Regions from separate parts of the Mus musculus genome. Here region 2 is linked to region 1. Evidence: chromatin loops called from intact Hi-C (ENCODE). Cell type or tissue: left cerebral cortex. All regions are shown on one strand. Links, peaks and the distances in the headings refer to the core of each region. The heading gives the core; the rest is flanking DNA.

Region 1 (5,374 bases), core at 270-5,269:
TCATTAATCAGCCAATTAATTGGATTCGTAGTAATATGCCAATGCTGTCCCATCAAATTATGACTATGTTAATATACCATTCCATTCACCAAGTGGGGAGAATATTCCTTGAAAGTAATGCGCTTTTATGTTATGGTCTTAGACTTTTTTAGATTTATTTATTTACTTATGTATTTATTTTTGTGTGCGCACATATGCACATGTGAAGGTCAGAAGACAAACTAGGGAGTGGCTTATCTTCTCCCACCGTGTGCTATCTGGGGGTTGAACACTGACTATCAGACTTTGGGGCAAATGCTGTAACCTGCTGGGGCATCTTGCCATGCCCATCCTTCTTTCAACCCTGATTAAGTAACAGTGTAATATCAGATCACACTATAAAGTTCTTCTTTATATCTAATACAAAAGAGGTTTAACGAATACAAACGTTAAGAAGTCACCAACCCATGCAAAAACCATGATAAAGCTGTATTTCCATGTCACACGTGGAGAAGTGCCTTTCTGGAAGTGCTTTCTCTTAGGTAGGACACTCTTATTAAACCCATTTTTTAAAGAATATTGTCTACTCTCAAAGCCCATGTGTCCTCTCCAGGGCACTGCATATTAATGCCATTGTGAGGGTCAGGCCACTGTGTCCCCTAAGACTCACACTGACAGGAGTCTTTTTAGCATTTTAATATGGCTTACTATATAGCCTTTGCCCTCACTCCACAGCACTTAAGTTGGACATGTATTTTCAGTGTGACTGAGGTTTGACCAAGCCTCTTAGCTAACCAGGATGCTTAGAGAATGCTGTGGTTAATTGGATTTCCCTGTTCACAATCCCTTTTTGGTTCAATTGTGTAAACAAAAACTTCTTTCCAAAATATGTTAGTGTGCATCCTTATCTAATTAAGTAGGAAGTCCTGAAAAGGATTATGTTCCAGTCTCTCCCTCTCCTCCTCTCCCTCTCTTCTTCCATCCTCTACTCCCCAATTTAGAAACGATGTAAAATAAACATCATCTTTAAAAAGATTAACCATAATTTTAAGATTGTAACTAGGAAGTGGGACTTGAATGGGTATCGATCTGAGATATATTGTCAAAATAATTCCAACATATTTTAAGCTTGACAGATGTTACAGAAGATGGCTCCTCCCACTTCGCATCTCCTATCTCCGTGCTGCTGTAAGGGGCGGTCACTTGACCTCTGAACTGTTAAGGAGGATGGCTCCTCCCACTTCACGGCTCCTATCTCTGTGCTCCTTTAAGGGGCGGTCACTTGACCTCTGCTCTGTCTTCCTGGTGGGTGGGACTGCATTTCTCATATATGCTGCTACATTACATTTCTAAAAATATTCACATTAAAACAACTTTTTTTTTTTTTGCAAGACTGAGATTGAGTGCCGTGCATGCCGACAAATGTTCTAGCCTCAGTCTAATATATTTTCTAACACGTTTTATATAGCTAATTTGGTTTTTAAATGTATTCAAAACATATATGAAAACAGAAAATCTAAAGATTTTCTCTTTTCACTTCCCCTTCCTTCCTCTTTCCATGAAAACATACTAGGTAAGCAAGTAGTCTACCACCAAGCCCTGAACTTTGCCTAACTTTTGATGCACATTTAACTTTGAAGATTTTAAATATATTTGTGTGTGCTTTAAAAAAGGATTAAAATGAAAATACAGTATAATTAAATACAGTACCATTCTCTATTTTATACAACCAAAATCTCACATCTATCAAAAATGATACATTCTTAGTATAACATAAAGCCAACTACATATTCAAATTTTCCCAATTGTCCTTTAAAAGGCCTTTGTAATTTTTCTGTTCAACCTAAGACTAGACATTGGATTCTACTGTATTTTGAATGTATTCTCCAGAGTTCCTGAATTGGAAAATTAGCACTAATAAACATTAAGATGGGGCCCAATAAAAGGCAATCCAGACATGTGTTCTGCCCCCAATAATAGAGTATTACCGTCATTATAAGAATGGGTTAGTTGCTTTAATAGCAGATTGTTATAACAGTGACCTAGGTCCCCGTCAGTCTCTTATCTCTCTCCCTTATCTTTCCACTTTCTACCATGGGATGATACAGCATGAAGGAAGAAGGTATAGAAGATGGAATTGTCTCAGCCTTGGAAGCATTTGTATAAGTATCTAAGGGGACCAACCCTTGGGTTTCCATGCACCAAGATTAGAATCAAGGGCTCAGAGACAAACCGTAGCTCATCTTCCTATGGTTAATACAGAACTCTGACTGATAGGAAAAGGTGATCCAGAAGGCTTGAGCACCTAGGAAGGCAGAGGTGGGGAGATCATGAGTTCTAGGTCAGCCTGGGTTATATATCAAGACTCTGAAAGGAAGGAAGGAAGGGAGGGAGGGAGGGAGGGAGGGAGAGAAGAAGGGAGGGAGGGAGGAAAGAAGGAAGGAAGGAAGGAAGGAAGGAAGGAAGGAAGGAAGGAAGGAAGGAAAGAGATGGGGAAGAAAAGGAAAGAACTCTGTGGGATAAATGAATAATATTGGCCCATCTCTCTCACTTTCTGTAGCTCATTTTACTCATGAGACACCAACTCCACCTATCTTTAAGGATCTGCAGTTCTTCCTTAACCAACCGTTCATTACCGTCTACTGCTTTTAATTTGCACTGAGCAGTCTACTAAGATTCCCACTTTTTGAGTGGGCAATGCTGGGGATTTTTTTTATTATTATATTTTTTTGGAACAATCTGTGCCTCCAAAACACTTCCCATCTGATAACCATGATCGCTGAATCTGAGATGTTTGCCAATTACTGTCTTAGTCATCTCCTCACACCTAGCTCACTTCCTCCCAGGGAGCCAGTAAAAGTCTGCGGGGGCTGTAGGCAAAAATTCTATAGGGACTCTCTAGACTCCAGTGTGTTGTTTTGCTGCTATTCTGAGGTCTGAGCAAAGCCCATCACATCAAGTTTTCCTAATGAAAGAGGCAAGAAGGTAGAGAAGAATCATACAAATACAAACGATTTTCTTAAGTTGGCTATTCCTACTTTTAACCTTTGAAAACACAAAGCAAGCAGCAGCAGCAATGGGGTTTTATGGGTGTGGTCACTCCCAGAGAGATTGGCGTGGCTAAAATGGGCTGGATGGTGGTGGTTGTTGGCTGTGAGGAGGAGTGTGAATATAAATCCGAAAGGAATGTTGCTCAGCATTTTATTTTACGTAATAACTCACAAAATTGCCAGAGTCATCTATCAGTGGCCATTTCTATGATTGTTCTCAGCCTAGTCAGGGGCAATAAAAAGGAATGATTTAAGTTAAGGCAGCCAGTGGTGGTAGTGGTGAGGATTTGGCAAGTTTCAATTCTGGCATTTGATTAGAACCTTATTTGGAGGTGGGGTGCTCATCTCCTGAAATCTTGCACAGAACCTGCCCAGCTGTGTAACTTCACTGCCAGATCTGGGCCTGACTTTGAGTTTTACTCAAGCCTTTCAGGGATTTCTCTTGGACATGAATAGAATCCTCCTGGTTTAATGGCTACACACATTTTTATGAAGTGCCAGGATTAAATCAACTTGAGAAAAAAAAAATCAGAGTGAGAGTGTGTTTTGCAGACAGCTTAACTACAGTGAGTAATGCTTTTAAGCATAGAAAGCCCACTGCACAGAACTGTTGAGGGCCCATTGTATCCAACAGCACCCACCTATTTAGAGCCATGACTCAGCCAGCCTCCCCGAAAGTGAAAGAAGGCAGCAGAGAAAGGTTGGGGGTGGGGAGAGAAAGATGAGAAACTTTATCTTAGTTGAACTCCAACACCTTCAGTGAACCTCGGAGGTTCCAGGGCTATTGGTTACGAACATGGCACAGTGGCACAGGGGGAGCTGTTGCCTTGTGCTTTCTGAGGCTCTTTTCCTAAAACTGTAAGAACCATTTCTGTGGCTCCCTCTTCATTTTGGCTGCAGCCCTTGTCTTCCAGGTTTTCGTACACAGGCAAGTGCTCCAGATGGTTCAGCCCCACTTCTCCCCTCCTGCACGTTCTTCTACTATGTGTCACGTCTACCCTATTTTTAAAAATTCATTCTAAATACATAAAATTTATAATTGTTTGACTGAATTTTGTACAACATACCATGATTATATTCTTTTCCCTGAAATGGCTCTGCCCAAACACAGCAAGTTCATCTCTTTATTGACACAATCATTCTACTTGATAAACCCAACTCAACTACATTTTCAGCTGTTTTATTATTTCCTTGTTTGGTTCCTGACTTCTTTCCTTAGTCATGCAGGTCCAGCCCTGTCAAGTTTCCTTACTTTCCCTTTCCTCCCCGATTCTAGGTCTAATGCTCTTGTGTTACTCCCACACCCTCACCTTCTCCCTAAGATCATTACAATCCCAAGAATCATCATCACCTACTCTTTCCTCTTCTCCCTCTCTTTCTTCTTGTTTTGTACAAAAAAAGGGGGGATTTGTGGAAAGACGCAGGGAGCTATTCTTGAGGTGCTCAGCACTGAATGAGAGAAGCCATGTCCAAATTCCTGGTAGGGTAGTAATATGAAAAAATGCAAATTTATTGACTGAACTGGTGGATTGCATGGTAAGTATATATATGAAAAAGAGGAAGTTAGATAATGACCTGTAACAACCCTGCCACCCTATGCAGATATTTATTATAATTTGGATTCTTCTATAACCACTAAAACAAGAACCAAGTAAGTGCTGAGTGCTTTCTTCTCTTAAGCTTGTTCCCCATCATGCATCTGCTTATTGGATTTCTTTGTTGTCTTGACGATTCTTCTTGGACAGACAAGACTGAACACATGAAGGAAGCATGCCATAGAACCGGCTATTGTGGGTTGAATATAAACTGTCCTTCCCAAAGGCTCCCATGTTGAAGGCTTTGTAGCCAGGTGATGGCACTACTGCCAGATGACCGTGGCTCAATGACTCTGCTATTTGGAAGTAGGTGGCTGGGGCATGTCTTTGATATGTGATCTATGTCCAGTTTGGTAGACGCCCCACCCCCAGCCTCTCCTGGTCGGCAAGGTGGACATACCCTCCCTTCCCCAATCATCATTTCTTTCTATCATGATGTTCTGACTTGCCACAGGCCTGGTCAAATGGCCATTCGAGGTCCCTGAAACTGTAAGCCAAAATGAACCTTTCCTCTTTTTAGTTGTCTTTTTCAGGTATTTTGTTACAGTGCTACAAAGTTTGAGTAACACAATGTCCTTATTTTATAAGGAAAAGTATATCCCTAAAGTTAAATGAAAATTTTTCTTTCGTTTTTTTTCCCACTAGTGCTGGCCATTCAATCCAGGGTCTTGTGAATGTGAGCTAGGCAAGCACTCTGCCCACCACTGCCACACCCCAGCTGCAGTCTTTTTCTCTCCCACCCTTAGCCAT
Region 2 (5,374 bases), core at 276-5,275, 130 kb after region 1:
ATAAGCACAAATCATTCGACCTGGTCCATTGGCTAAGAAACAGAACAAATAGATCTCCAAAGAAGAAATCCAGAAGTTGTCTACTCGATAGCTGAGAAAATGTTAATATTCTCAGCCATCAACGAAATTCAAATTAAAACTGCTTGAGGTTCCCCATCTCACCCCTGATAGAATGGCTGCCTTGAGAAACATAAATGACAGCAAATACTGGTGAGGATGTGGGGGGAAAGAAATCTTTATAAGCTGCTGGTAGGACTGTGAGCTGATACAGCCACTGTAGAAATCGCTATAAGGGTTTCTTTTCAAGTAGAAATATCACATGACCCAGCTATATCACTCCTGGTTGGGTACCAGCAGAACTCATAGCCATCATGCTACAGAGATCTTTGCATTTTCCATGCCTATTGCTGCACTACTCACAATAGCTAGGAAAGGGAACAAGCCCAAGTGTCTGTCAGCAGAGCAATGGATAAGGAAGAAGGCGACATGTGCACAGCATGTACATGTTCAGCCTTAAAGAAACAAGATGGTAAGATTGGCAGCAATGGATCACTATATTAAGTGACATACAGAGGCTTCTAAGAACAAAGATCACATTTCCCTGATAAAGAGCACAGAGACATAAAAGTATACATATGTGTATGTGCATGCATGTTACATGTGTGTTCATGGGTTCATGTATGTGTGTGAGCGTGCTTGTGTGTGTGTGTCTCTATCATAGCAGCAGGGAAGAATCTCGAGGGGGGAGGGTACAGGGAAAAGGAACAGATCTTAAGCAAGGCAGCAAAAGGAGAGGGTAATGGACCGATGTGACAAGAGAGCAGAAGGGAGGTCCATTGTGTAGAAAGGGACCAGCCAGAGCAGGCCATCGAGTATGGGAGAGGCCAGTGGGGGAGGAGAACAAACTGGAGCAGAGTATATAGCCACATAGCATGAAGCACATCACGATTCCCATCACTCTGTATGCCAACTGTAAACACTGGTAACAAACAGAGGAGGAAATCAAAAGGACAAGAGATCAGTAAGAGGGGGAGAGACATGTGAAGACCATGAAGGGTTGGTATGATCAAAGCACAGCAAGTGCATTTATGAAAATGTTGCAATGATTTCCAGTGATTTGTATCACTATTTTGCTAAGCAAAACCAACCAACCAACCAACCAAAACAAAACAAAAGAACCAAAAAACCAAACCAAACCAACCAACCAACCAAACAAACAAACAAAAAGGATTGGAAGTATCTTATCTTATAAAATAATGAGGTCACAGTAAGTAGAATAAGAACTTCTTTGTGGGGAACAAAGAAGTCTCAGTGATTTACTTCTGTGTTTAGGTAAAGCAATGAGAAGCTAGGCTATGCTAAATAAGACACACTGGTTGGCTGGAGCAATGGGCCAGGTGACTTCTTTGAGTCAGACTGAAGCAACGATCTGAGATGCTGAAAGGTAGAAGCTGAAATCACTATACTTTAACTCTCTCAAGAGGGAGTCAGGTCAGAGACGCTTTTAATAGCACATGACATGGGTCCTGAAGAGAAGCCCTCAAAGAGACTCTGCTTCCCCCTGCTCCTTCATTATAGAACCTGAACATGTCTCCACAGTGCACCACAGGGCCACCTACTGCAGAGAGAAAATGTATACATTTATACACTTTCAAATATCAAAGGGGTTTCAAGCGAGTTGGGGAATATTTTCATATTACTTGCAGTCCCAGAAGCACATCTTTGCCCCCGTGGGCTTCTTTTTGATGGGTAGTTTGCTTTTAACTTCTAGAATGTACAATACTGTCAGGATCAAAGTCAACAACTAAGGATGGAAACTCAATATAATTTTGTATCATGTTGACGCAACCCCTTTGTTGTTTTTAAACCCTTTTTTGTCGTTGTTTACAAAAATGGTCTTTTATCCATTGGAGCAATAGAAATTTGTCTTTTTAACTTTTTTCATTTTTGTTTCTCTTGTTTTTGTACTCAAATAATATTATTTGTGATGTAAATTTTCAAATAGTGAGCTATGACCCATAAAAATTGCCTTTCACTTTCTGTGTTTGGCTCCTTGGCTCCCACACACTCTCTACCTTCCTGCCCTGCCTTGTGACACAGCTAGAATGGACTTCCTGCTTTTTGTCCTTCTGTCCTCTGAGTTTGAAGGCGCTCTGGAGGGAGGGAAGAGAGATTGTGCCTCTACCTCTTGCATCTACATTCCTGAACACACTTTCAGGTGTCCTGTACTGTGAGGTCTTTCCAGCTCATTATGTACTGAGAACACTGACGGTCCTTTTCCCCCCACCGCACAGCAGTCCTTATGTCTATAAATGTTGCTGTATTTCCCTCTCCCTGGTCTTGGAGGTCTCAGGGCCTTGCTGGTTCCCTTCAATGAACTTCACTTCTCTTTACCATTCCTTCCAAAACTCCCCTCAGAACCCCAGCTGAGTCCGTGTTCTGTTTCTCCACTGGAGCCCAGAACTCATACAACTTCCCTTTTACCCAACTTGCCTGTAGTAGGAAAAACAGCAGCCCAGGGTTTGTTAGGTGTGACTTTAGTCCTGACTCACCAACTTAATGATATGTGGCCAAAGGCAAGTGTACCAGTTCACTAGAGTAAGGACTGTGCTTATTTTGTGTGTTAGGCTCTTGACAATAAACACATAGATGTCCACATATTAAGGAAGGGATAAACACACAGGTGAACTGCTTATTATATTTGCATTTAATCTCCTCATCTATAGAGTGAGGTGTTTGGAATCAGGTGCAAAGGGACTGTTACTTGTGTGAAGAAGGAGCTCAGGGCACATGTGCAACCATTGTACCATAGAACTCTGCAGTTCTGAGTTGAGTGGGAAGCAAGGCTCGTCAGTAGGGCCACCATTAGCCTTATAACCGGGTAGCTATGCACTGGCTGGAAAGTAAGGCATTCCATGAAGGGTTTACTATGTTGCCAGTGAAGCATCAAATGGAAGTCCTGGGGTGACCTGAAGAGGAAGGCAAAGAATGTTTCTCCACTATGGCCAAAAGGCACAGGAGCCTTTGCACTCTGAGGAAGGCCTTCCTGTTCCTGTTTTCCACCCTCATGCAGTCCTGCAGGCATGATGATCTGGCCTTTGCAGAGGGATGCGCTTCCTGAAGACAAGTAATAATTGAAAAATAATGGGCTACGAGCCTTTTCCTCCACCAAATGATCTATAATTCTGCATTTCCTGCCTGCCGTGACTACCCCCTCCCTGTATATTTTCAAAACTCCATCATGTCGCCTCCAGAGAGAAGCCCTAGCTCTAGAGCTCCCCCTGCTGTCTAGGTGCTTCTTACTCTGCAGCTCCACGCAACAGCAAGATCTTTCGGTGCTGACAACTACCTTGGGCTTTTCTTAAGCTTGAGATCCACACACCTACAACACACACACACACACACACACACTCACAATTCCTGTCTATCTGGTGCATTTTAGAGATCGTGTCTCACTAATCCAATTAAAGCACTTTCTGTAGCAAAACTTGGATCTCATACCATTTGCGGTATCTTCATGGCTCAGGCTAATATTGTGTAGAGAATGGACATTTAATAAATCTTTATTTGTGCTTATGATTTCATCCTTTAAATGTTAAGTATCATAATTGCATATGGCCCATTTTCAACAGCTACTAATAAGATAAAGTTTGCTTTTTATGTTATGTGTGTGTGCGTGTTTGTGTGTGTTTGTGTGTGTAGTATTTATAATTAAGGGTATGTGGGTGCTATGATGCCTGGGGAGAGGTCAGAGGACAATGGCAGGTATTGGTCCTTACCTACCTTATTTGAGATAGGGTCTCCTCTATATGCCAGACTAATTGGCCCATGAGCTTCCAGGGACTTTCCTGTCAATCAATGCCTTCCATGTTCACATAGGGGCCCTATGCACAAACAAAACATGTACTACCACATTCCATGTTTTATGTGCCACAATCATCAGACAAGCTCGTTACTACTGAGGTATCTCCCCAAATGAATTCTCTTGTTTTATGAAGTCATTGGATACTGTCTTATAGAAAGCTTTCAAAATATATGTAAAAAGAATCATTATGCCACTTCTTTAAGGGTCAGCGTGGTGGCAGAAGAGGACAAGCAGGTGCTTAGTAACTGCTCTGTGTAAATGACAGTGTCACGCCCTGCTCATCTCTTGATGCCTCACACTTCAGATAGACCTCTTCCATTAAACTACAACAACGATATGTCAAATGGCCCATTTATTCAAAATAGAGGAACCATATGTGAAACCTAATATCCATTCACGCAATAACCTGGGTAGCTGAGTTACTAGAATGGAAAAGATACAGCTTGGAGACAGCTTCAATTATTCTAGAGCTCCATCTAGTGAAAAATAGCTCCGTTATGAGTACTTTAAAAAATAAATTTAGTGAATGGAAGTAACTATTTTCTCACTCTTTTAAAATACCAGTTTGTTGTAGGAGAAAGTGGGCTTCCTTACAACCTAAATGCACCAAATTGGAAACAAAATATTTTATGAATCTCTGTATTATGGCTTGCTTTTATTTTTTCCTTTCCCTTTTCAAAGAGTAAGCTTTACTGAGCACTTTTGCTAGAGCCCAAAGAGACTGCTTTGAGACAGTGGAAGCCCCGGCTTCAGTAGCAGGGCTGGGGGGTGGACGAAGAGTTAGAGAGGCCTGAAGCCCACAGGCTCACCTGCAGAACTGCCTCCCTTTCTTCGTCAGAGAGTCTCTTCATGGCCGCTTTCTTGAGGTTCTCCTGGATGTAATTGTCATACTCTTCTTGTGCTTTCTTCACATCCTCATTTCGCTTGCATATGTACTCAGGCGTGATGCCATAATCCTGCGAGGATTTCCAGAGAAAAAAAGCCAATCAGTTTCCTGTGAGCAGTCTTCTGTGTGTGAGCAGAGCAACTGGGAATTAGAGAACAAGAAAGCTTATTGTTTTCAATATTCAAGAAAAAAACAAACAAAAATGACCCAATAAACAAAAACTAGGCAAATTGGCAAAATCCAGCCATTACACATACACACTTACATGCACATACATGCACATGAGCGCACACATACGCCACTTCCAAAACGTAGAGCTAGTTCATTCTGATCTCTTAAAATAAGATGCTGGACCAGAAAGTTGGCTCACTGAGTAAAGGTACTTGCCACCAAGTCTTACAATCTGAATTCAATCTCCTGAACTCACAGGATGGAAGCAGAGAACTGACTTCTATAAATTGTCCTCTGACCTTCACATATGTGTATATACTTGGGCACGCACACACACATAACACACACACACATGCATACACACATGTACACACACATAATACACACATAACACACATACATCACACAACACACATAACACGCACACACAACACACATAATGTACACACACC

The links. A loop is a pair of places that touch in the nucleus more often than their neighbours do. Peaks named below come from ENCODE experiments on the same cell type or tissue, not always from the same donor. Only the 100,000 strongest peaks of a DNase experiment are listed, where the experiment ranks them.
Region 2: it touches region 1 in a loop (8-fold over the local background); 5 of 42 quality-filtered maps call a loop at or near these places.

Annotation. Positions count from the first base shown.
Region 1 is chr2:21,050,993-21,056,366 of GRCm38, forward strand. It overlaps the pseudogene Gm13377. Among named protein-coding and RNA genes, the nearest start is that of Gm13375, 85 kb to the left of the region's middle. In left cerebral cortex, for the core only: CTCF peaks have their summits at 2,604 and 3,840; DNase peaks (open chromatin) are centred at 2,795, 3,667 and 3,913; H3K27ac peaks cover 1,207 bases.
Region 2 is chr2:21,184,493-21,189,866 of GRCm38, forward strand. It overlaps Enkur (enkurin, TRPC channel interacting protein), which reads right to left. Exons shown (of 5, transcript NM_027728.2): 4 at 4,675-4,821. Among named protein-coding and RNA genes, the nearest start is that of Enkur, 18 kb to the right of the region's middle. In left cerebral cortex, for the core only: CTCF peaks have their summits at 3,280 (motif pointing left) and 4,348; DNase peaks (open chromatin) are centred at 3,281 and 4,254.